2 separate regions of the Homo sapiens genome follow, and region 1 is linked to region 2. Evidence: chromatin contacts called from ENCODE Hi-C or POLR2A ChIA-PET data. All regions are on one chromosome and are shown on one strand. The core of a region is the stretch at or near the end of the contact, and the rest is flanking DNA. Distances in the headings are between cores, read along the strand shown. Region 1 overlaps LOC100506474 (a long non-coding RNA gene). Region 2 has its middle 200 kb from the start of MIR3125.

Region 1 (5,268 bases), core at 1,975-4,474, 33 kb before region 2:
AAGTGAAAAGCAAACCCAGAGGATACTTGGAGAGCGGCTGAGACTAATAAAGAGTAGGAACATCTTTCATATTACTTTGTTATTTGGAAAATGTTATCAAAAACCAAAGGACACATGAATTCAGGAAAAAGTGACAGCTATATTAAGTTTTTATATAATTTAACTCATACAATGAAGCTGAGAGTTTATTACTCCCATTTTACAGATGATAAAGCTGAGTCTCTGGGATATTACATTGGTGCAAAAGTAATTGCGGTTTTTGCCATTAAAAAAATGACAAAAAAACACAATTACTTTTGCACCAACCTAATAATTAACTTTGCTGAGATCACAAAGCCGGTAAGTGACAGAACTAGAAACAGAGTCTAGGTATTCTTGCTCTGAATCCAACATAATTGCAGAAACATCAGGTGTGTGTTTGCCTCCAAAATGTTCACCAGTCTTTCTTACCATTGTGGTATCTATAGATAGAGTTCAAAGGTATGAGAAAGGGTGTTTATGAATGGCTTGTTAATGGAGGTATGAGCAGAGTGAAGGGAACCGATGAGGCACAGCTACACCCTAGCTCCAGAGCCTGGCAATAGCGGGGAGCAGCTACTGCCTGTAGGCCTGGAAGGGAGAGAGGAGGAAGCAAAATTACAGAACCCTGGAGTGCTGGAGCCCTGAGAGAAGGGTGCCCCACAGAATCTGAGTGTTGGCAGAGATGTAGCTACTTTCAAGCCATGGGCCTGAGGCGGACAGGGGTTGTGTGGATAAACCCTCAGACTTCTCTTTTCCCTTGTTCAGTGTCCCTCTAGGTTCTCTGATTGGCTGAAGCTACTCTAAGCCAAGAGATCAAAGAAGCTGATAATGTAGAATGTAAGTTTGTCTCCTGGGCCACAATGGAAAGCAGAGACTGTAGCTGGAGGAGTGAATAGAGGATATGCAGCTCTGGTAATTCTCAGTACAATTCCCAGTGGTCCACTCTGCAGAATGAACCAAGTTCCATTTTGCCCAACTTCTGGCAGTCCACATTTGGACTGTGAGCTCACCTACAGATAAATCGTACGTGGATTGATGCAGTAACTGGATTTGTAGCTGCTAAATCTTATTTAAGTGAGGACCTGTCCAGTACATGTGAAGACCACCCATCCACTGAAAGTGATAAGTGAAGCTGAATCAATACTAGACTGAATCAATACTGAGCTGAATCAATACTTTCCCAATTTTGAGGAAATCTTGGAAAATCTCTGAGAAATGTGGTAGTAATTATTTTGAAGAATTGGAAAACTTTATAGCTGATTATGCTATGTGTGGAAGATACAACAGGATTATAAGAGAGAGAAGACAATATCCTTGCTGTGTCCAGAAGGCTTTAGCCGGGGTGTCCTACTGAGAGATGACAAACTTAAGGTTTTTCTCTTCCCAGACATTACTGGACAACTAGCTATGTAATTAGGTCTTATGCCGAAAAGACTGAAAGGAAAACATCTCAGATCTAGGAATGTGATCAAGAAAGAAGGCTGGTTAAAGAATAACATGGGGAAAATGAATGCAGTGAAATGGTTCACGCACAAGTTCTAGGAATTCAGAGTGCAACAGCAGAAATGCGATTTTTGTTAGATATTTCAGAAAGTGATGTGAGTCCCTGAGGTCATACTGCAGCGTTCAGGTTCTGTTTGGCCTCCTGCACGAAGCTTTCCTTGATTGGAAAAGCTGCATACTCTGAAGCACATCGCATGTGTCCTGTCTGTAGTTCATTTCATTTCCCCAGATTTGTTATCATCCACCATCACTCATACAAGCCTACCTTCTTCATGCCAACCTTTGTAATCTTTCTACCTTGCTAACCTGGTCATGTCAAGGACCAGCTAATAAATAGCAAAGTTGTACCTTGAGCCAAGGTATCTTGACTCTTAGTCCAGTGCTCTTTATATACCTCTGAAGTCTTATTTGAGCTTCAAAATTATGAGTCTGTGCTCTCAAGATTTTTTTGAAAATGTACTTAATGTTGCCCCTAAGCTTTTATGAGAAATAATAAAGTTCTTTCCAGATTGAATATCTAATAACTCCATTTCATTTTATGCTTTCTCATGTATGGATGTCTATAACTGGAATGCTATTTGGGCTACTGAGATATTTTCTTAATTCTCTGTTTTGTGTTAGTTCTTTTTGTTTGTTTATTTGACAACCATATTTTTGCACCTGAGATAAATCTGGCATTCTATTCAACTTCAATTTCAAAGAGAATCTGAGAATGTACTGGTAGAACGATATTTGAATACTAATATCTTGGAAATACAGAAATAAGTATCATACATTTTGTTACATTCTGTTTGTGTACAAATAATATAAAAATCAATGAATGAGAATTTCATATTTGAATTGTATATGGATTGATGCAATAACTTGATTTAGACAATACTTTTTATGAAGAAAGGTAAAAACAATAAAAATATAGAATTGCTTATAGTTTTGTAACATATATGGTCTAGATACTGTTTATATAACAACAATCCCAAACTCTCCATGCAATTCAGGCAAAACTTATTTGTCCAGATATTTGGCTTTACTGCAGTAGTAAATTTTCAATTTGATGAAATAGTCATTTACAGAAATGTAGATCAGTTATTTGAATTTGTTTGTTAATTCAGGCAAGATTGTTAATCTGGCAGTACAACTAAATATCTAAAGTGAAGCAGACCATGTTCTAAGAAATTTACACTTCATGTAGGTCAGATCATGTGATATGATAATTGTCTGCAAATATCTGAAGATATATCACCTGGAAAAGGGCCAGAAATATTCTCCTTGGCTGTAAATTTCAGGGATAGAGCTAAAAAAGCTGAAGTCAGAAGCCATCAGATTTTAGGTCCCTGCAAGCAAAAATTATCTAAAGAAATTGTTAAAAGCAGAATTAACTTCCTGTGGAAGTGGTGAGTTCTTTATCACAGGAGGTGTTAAAATAAAATGCAGATGTATCTCCTTCTATGATTTATACAATTTTAGTTTTGGAAGTAGAGATTGAGCTGCCTGAAGAAAAAACAGAATGTATTAATCACTGCTCATTTTCTTCCATGCTGTGTTCTAAATATATAATTAAACTCTTGTGTATTAACAAGCAAAGGGCTTTTCAGAAAAAAAAATTATCTCTGAACACAGAGGAAACCAATTCAACTGTACTCAGAGTAGGAAGGAAACAGACATGATGATCTCATTGTTGTATTTCTAGGAAAGATGAGTCATGCAGTCTGCTCAAATTCAGGGTAGCTGGAGGGAAGATGGACATCAATGATGCTTTCTTCCTTTTTAATAGAGACCAGGGTCTCAAGTTTCTTTTAAAATAAAAAGGAGGAAAGCACTTAGAAATTAGCCTAAATCAAGAAAATTTCAGAAGAATATTCTGGAAAATATAAGTATAAATAAATCTGTTTCAACTTGAAATTAATTGAATTGGGTGTGGGGTGTGCGGGGTGGGGGGCGCGGTGGATGGGAAGGAGGGGTCATAGAAACTATCCGAACTCACAGGATCTCCTGTTTCTAACTCTAGCCAGCCATCATCCCTGAGATCAATTTCAATTTCCCTTTGATTTGCTTGCAAGGACAAAGAACCAGTTCAGAGAAGTGAAGGGCTGGGAGGGAGAGGGAGGGGCCATAGGCAAAGGACACTAAAGCAGAGGCACATGCTTTTTTAGGAATAGCATTTTTTCAGTTGGGTAGTAGAGTATGGAAGCCATGGCTCTCCGGAAGTTTCTTTCTTTCTAAATGTCTCCAAACTACATGCCATGGTTTTATGATTCTATAAACTAGCATTCACTGAAAGTCCACTGTGGACCAGGCACTGTGAAACAGATTTATGGATGTGAAATTGCCAAGCTTCTTAAATGGTATTCAGTTTCTAAATTTTGAGAGAATGCTTTTGTGTTGATAGCCTTGGCCATACCCTTTCTACAAAGTTGGGGTACTTCCTACTACTAAGAGAAAGAAAAGGTAGTAATGTTGACCTTTTATAGATTGCGAGAAGATGTGAAAGTTACATTTTTCTCAATACTCCACTTGATCAAATAACAAGTTGAAAATATATTTTAGATTCTGCTTGCTATATTTGCTTGCCAAATTATCAGTCTTATGATAAAGAGTTAAAATCGGGGGTAAAAATTTAACAATATTTAAAGACAGTATCCATATAACTTTCCACTGAAGTCTTAGTAAATATTAAGTAGATTAATAAATTCCTGGGGTTTTTAAAAGGATTGTAATGTAGGTCAATACTTTTTTCTTGAGTTAGTAAACTCAAACCTAGCAAGGACAATGACTTGTTCAAGGTTCCACCTAATTAATACTTGGACAATTGGGTAAAATGTAGAAGTTATAGATATAGTAATATGTGCAAGGTATCTTAATTACATTATCGTACCCACTTGTAAAATTAGTTTTATTTTTATTAAAATTATACTTGCATATAATTGAAATTGTAGAACAGTTCAATAAAGAACGTTGAAAACAATTATTTTTAGTTCTCAGAGATACTCAGTTTTAACTCTTAATATATTATTTTTATAGCTTCTTTTATAGCCTCAAAATATGTTAATATTTCTACTCTTAAATTTTCAATTCTGGTATTTTGGTTTAGGGCCATACTCTGATAGCTTCCTGAGATGTGACGAGTAACATTGTTCAGAAATTAGATTTCTGATAGTGTCTTTACTCTATACTCATACTTAATTGATAATTTGCCTGAATATCAAATTCAAGGGTGAAAATCAACTTCTGAAAATGTCAAATACATTTTTCACTTTATTTTAACTTCCAATGTTATTGATGAGGAAGCAATGACATTTTGATTTTTGTACCAATTTTGGAAGTCCACTTTTTTCTGCATGGAAGCTTATCCTATCTTCTCTGCCATCAATCCTGAAATCTCAGATGATGTATATTGTGGAAAGCCTATGGCTGTATTTTCATCTGTTTTTCTGGGTGCATGGTGGGCCCTGTGAAAATTCTTATTATTCAGTTCTGAAAATACCTCTTGATTTATTCCTCGGATGATTTCCTTGCCTCTGTTTTTCCAGTCTCTCTTTCTGAAGCTCCTGTTATTCAGATGTTGAGAAATCTCTATTCCTCCTGTACTTTTCTAATCCTCACCTCCTATTTTCTACTTTGACTTTTTGTTCTAATTACTTAGCTGCTTCTTCTTATTAATCTTTTTTTAAGTTTTTTATTTCTGCCATCTTGTTTTTAATTTCCAAAGCTTTATTTAATTCTCTAAAAGTTTCTTTTAAGAACAAC
Region 2 (5,019 bases), core at 2,131-4,630:
CTTTTTGTGGACCTATAAGCTGGACCACCTATTTGAAGAAGCCCCAACAATAGTAAAGACAGTCCGGGTTGGCCCAAATCTGAGAAGGGTGTAAAAGCATATATGCTCAGTGAAAAGGGAACATGCAGGTTTTGACATCCAGCACTCATTCAGAGATACACACATATACATGCATTCACACACACACATGCATACATACAAGCCTGTAGAAAGAGAATGAGAGAGAGAGATGCTGAAAAGAAGGTAAAGAGGTTGCAGCATCAGTGACATCTTCCGAATCTTTGTCTTAGTTTTCGCTGATCTAACATGTTGGTTTCCATAGCAACCTAGTGTGGCCTGGATAACAAGTGAAGCTCATTTCAGAGAGTTCTACAGAGCCAGGCAGAGCATTTTCAATGAAAGTTCCTTCTTGTCTCCCAGGAACTGCAGTCACTGGATTTCAGGAGGTATTAATACATGTGAACTTGGTAACAAAGACATTCTCTAGCCTGGAAAAATAAAACTCCCTGCTCCTTTTAGTTTTGAGATTCTAAAATTAGCAATAAGAGAGGAAGGCTTTACAAAATCCATGTTATCCCTGCTTAAACAATAAGACAAATATTCTAAAACAAAGGATCATTTATCCTCTAAAGCGGAGATCAAATTGTTTTCAAGGGTCATGATCACAAGAGAGGGTGAAAAATTAGAAGAGGTCAGACTGGAGGAAAGGGTGGATAAAGATGACAAATTTTGGTGGGAGTGTTACAGAAACTTAAATTGCTGGTAAAGAGTTAAAGAGTAGATTGTACTAGTAAAATGTATAAATAGGTTTATTAGGTTCTTCCATAACTGATAGGAGCTATAAACTTCTACATCACGGAGATATAACTTGAGATGTCATGTAAGTTGTCTTTATCAAAAACAAGCACCTAAATAAGAAATCATGAATTCTATGGAGCTGTGGTGATCCCAATGTAAGAATACAGAGAAAAATCATTAACTTGCTCATCATAAGTTTGGGAAATTGGGGCTGGACATGAGGAACTGGAGAATATCACAGAATACTTCTCAAAGGAGACAAAGTCAGCAGTCTTTAAGGAGATGCAGGTGTTAGCGCCTGAGCAGGGGAAACCAGAGCAATGAGGAAGAATGTATCAGTGAAGGGAAACCATCTAGAAATATGTGAAGGTGAGTTGCGAAATAGCCTGTATGGGAACAGAGGTATAGGCAGATGGAATTAAACTGTAAAACAGAGTCTGAAGGGACGTGAATTTGGAAAGATAGGTAAGGACCAAAATGTGAAGAGTGTTTAGATTAAAGAGCTTCTACTTCCTGTCATCAGTGATAAGGACAGTTGGAAAGAGGTCAAATGCATGGCAGAGGCATGACCAGTGAGCCTTTAGACAGCCATTGTGACCGTGCCTGTGGAGAATGACTTGGACATGCCTGAAGCCAGCAAGCTGATATGCAGGTCACTAAACAGATGACACAAAAAGAAGATGACACTCAGGAGTAAGCCAGTAGTGGTCTGGAAGAAGACAATTGACATATTTAAGAACGGTGGGTGTCATTAAGCTTGTGTAGGTGAGTGATTGGAGTAGGTCGATTAGGAAGCAAAGGAGAGAGTGAGGTATCACAGAGACTCTCAGGTAATCATGAACTGGAGCATGGACGGGCTAGGAGAAGGACTTAGGGACATATGAAGTTAATTCATAGGCTTCCAAAGCTGATATTGCCTTTCCATATTGTTCTCATGTTCAGATTGAACACTAACAAGTCTGGATTTGAATTAAAATTATTTTTATGGCATATTTGGAAGGATAAAGTGTGAGATTGACCAGGATATTTTTAAGAAGAGTAATGAAAAAAGACTGGGATTATCATATTAAAACATCCTAAAGTTGTAACAATAAAACTCCTGTGGGATCATGCAAGGGAACCCAAGCAGTGAAAATATATAGAAAGTTAAGAAAGAGAAAAAAGTATTTATAAACATTGAGGGCATGTTGAGACGTTTGGTTTATTCATGAAGTAATGTCAGAACATCTGGTTACACTTCTGAAAAATAATGTGTAGTCCCTAATTTATTACCAAGTTAAATATTCCTATACTAAAATAAAATTTTAAAATATACATGTGTATATAAATATACATCTGCATTCTTATATAAAGGAATGAAAAAGCTTTACCAACTATGAATCCAGTTATTTACCAACTATTAAAAGAAAATATGAATAAATTGGATTACAAAAATGTTATATCAAAAGATGCCATAAATGTAATTGAAAGACAATGAACTGGCATAAAATCTGTAGTAATACGTAACAGCAAAGTTAATACTTTAAATAACTGTAGTAAAATGATACAAAAAAGTAAAACAAATCCTAGTGAAAAAAAATCATCAAAAAATGTGACTAGGAAAGGCATAAAAAGGATTATAAATATACTATATACTTATATATGTACATAATATAGAGGTAAAAAATTCAATCTCACTGAAAATATTTGCAAAGACAAAAAAAAATGGTGGCAGGAATGCTGGATTGTCAAGACTTTCCAGGAAACAGTTTAATATCATGTGTCAAAATAATACACTTTGACCCATAAATTCCATTTCCAGGCATCTATCTGCAAATAGTGCAAAAGAATTCTATTGCCATGTTGTTTACAAATGCAAAAATTGAAAAGAATCTAAATTATTCAATAGCTGGAAGTACTTATTTAAATTATGGTATATTTATACAGTGGAATTACATATCTATAAAAATGAAAAGTTATATAGGCATATTCCTCAATATAGAAAATCTCCTTCCAGGACACTAGATGTCAGCTACATGAATGCAGTTTTTATGTATTCTGTTCACTATCATAGCTCTAGAGCCTAGACTCAAGCACAAAGTACGCTGTCAATAAATACATTTTGAAAACATGTTTGTTAAACGTGGTAGCCAGAATTCTAAAATGCCCCTTGACTTTTGCCCCAGTGGCATTCCCAGGATATACTACATTACACAGCAAAAGGGATTTTGCAGATGTCATTATGGTTACTTATCAGTTGATCTTAAGATAGGGGAGGTCATCTTGGTAGACCTAACCTAATGGTAAGAGCCCTTTGAAAATAGGAATTTTCCCAGATAATAGTAGAAGAGAAGTTTCGAGAGATTAGAAGTGGGGAGAGATTTGACCTGGAGGCGGCTGTCCATTGCTGAGATAGAGGGTCATTGTCAAGGACCTGAGAGGAGCCTCTAGGAGCAAAATTGGTCCGTGGCCAGCACCCAGCAAGAATAAAAAAGGTCCTCAGTTTTGCAGTGACAAAAAACTCAAGTCTGCCCAAGACCAGAATGAGCTTGGAAGCAGATTCTTCCCCAGGGCCTCCAGATAAGAGCCCAGCTGGGCACATTATCTTGACTTTGTCCTTGTGAGATCCTAAGCAGAGAATCCAATCGAGCCTGCCTGGAAATCTGACCTGCAGAACTATGAGATAAATGGGAGTTGTTTTCAGCTAAATTTGTGATAAGTTGGTGTTTAGCAATAGGAAGCTAATAAATTAGACAAAATAAGAAAGTTACAAACAGCATATACAGTATGATTCCCTTTTTTGTTTATATATTCATGTATTTACGAGTTTATAGAAGAAGACCAACTGAAACATATGCACAAAGATGTTAGCAGTAGGGTTTTGGTTGCTAAATTAAATTAAATTGAACAGACCTAGTTTCATTTAACTAGTAGACATCTGGGAAGTCTGATACCCATGATTGTCATGGGCTAAATCTCGTGCAAATAAACTTAAGCCCTTTTCAAATGACACTTGACCATTGGAATTAATCTCTTCTTGCTGTTTGTTCACAGAGAAGTATAGTTCTGGCTGTGAGATCTCAAAAATCAGAGTTCAAATCCTAACTTCACTGCTTAGGAGGTTTTTAAACTAGGGTGTTTTAAATAACCTCTTATAGTTTTAGTTTCCTTCCATCTGAAATCTGAATGAGAATACTCACCAGTGAGGATCATTATGAAGATTCAATGGGATGATAAATGCAGAGGACATAGTACCACCATTACTAAGTACCTGGCCAACTCTGCCACCTACATTCACTAGTTGTTGTTCTTAACGCTTTGATAAGCATTGAGCTCCTTTAAGAGTTTCCAATTTGGTCTTTCCCAGGATCTTTCTGTGAGCATGTCATAGTATTCTCTAGTGTCTAGCACAGTGCCTGGCAAATACCAAGTGCTTAGTAACAACTTCTGGTTCAATTAATTCACGAATGAGTAAAATGAATATTGGTAAAGTTGAATGCTTGGCTCCCAAGACAATGCAGATTGCAGTCACACAGCACTACCACGAGATGTCAGTATAAATAGGAAAGCTCTACAATTCAGGACTATTCTGGACCATCTTCCCCATCCCTCTTCTAGGGCTCCCGGGAAAACACACAACTGCATTACTGAAGGCAGAGAGCAACCTGCCAGGACTTTGCTCACCTCTCTCCTATTTTCACTGTGTGGTTTAATGCCTTAAAAACACAATTCCTGATGTACAGAGAAAAAAATATCTCTGCTGAGCTTGCCCTAAATAAAGACCCAAGAGACCTCATTTGGGGCCACTTCTGTATGCACACCCTCTTTCCTGTCCCTGCCTTAAATCTACATTTTGGGCTTGGATAAGGAGGTGGTGCCATAAGGAAGAACATGCAGAGTCAAATTCTGATTCCTTTACTTACTAGTTGTGTGTGTGTGCAAGTTTCTCAACTTTTCTGAGCTTCATTTTGTCATATGAAAAAATAAGAAAACCAATATATAGAGATTACTGGTGCAATGTTGCAACCATGCAGATTTAAGCAGAATAGCCTTCTCTAAAGACTAATTCCAAGACTGTCCTGGAATCAAAAGGAAGTATTTTCTTTGCAACTCTGGATGGATATGGACAGTAAGCCCACAACTACTTGGCCTAGAGCATTCTATCTCCAACAGGTGCACAAGTCTCTGAAAAAGGCTTACTTTGACATGGCCCCCAATGGTAATTTACACTTGCAAAAACAC

Evidence for each region. Hi-C counts contacts between places; a loop is a spot of excess contacts on that map. ChIA-PET counts read pairs that join two places held with the same protein, here RNA polymerase II (POLR2A). Pooled maps may share reads with other maps.
Region 1: a loop to region 2 is called in a pooled map, with 2.2 times the contacts of the local background. The contact joins two enhancer-like sites. A Hi-C loop is called at or near these places in 1 of 168 maps with a recorded cell type or tissue (endothelial cell of umbilical vein) and 3 of 50 pooled maps. POLR2A ChIA-PET finds 5 or more read pairs at or near these places in 1 of 52 experiments (Caco-2).

Annotation. Positions count from the first base shown.
Region 1 is chr2:12,963,552-12,968,819 of GRCh38, reverse strand. LOC100506474 (a long non-coding RNA gene) reads left to right here. Exons shown (of 6, transcript NR_038434.1): 6 at 787-2,038. Among named protein-coding and RNA genes, the nearest start is that of MIR3125, 230 kb to the right of the region's middle. Within about 2 kb of position 3,224, at least 3 of the 41 ENCODE cell types and tissues checked have a DNase peak (open chromatin) inside an H3K27ac peak, as active enhancers do.
Region 2 is chr2:12,930,717-12,935,735 of GRCh38, reverse strand. No RefSeq gene overlaps it. Among named protein-coding and RNA genes, the nearest start is that of MIR3125, 200 kb to the right of the region's middle. Within about 2 kb of position 3,380, at least 2 of the 41 ENCODE cell types and tissues checked have a DNase peak (open chromatin) inside an H3K27ac peak, as active enhancers do.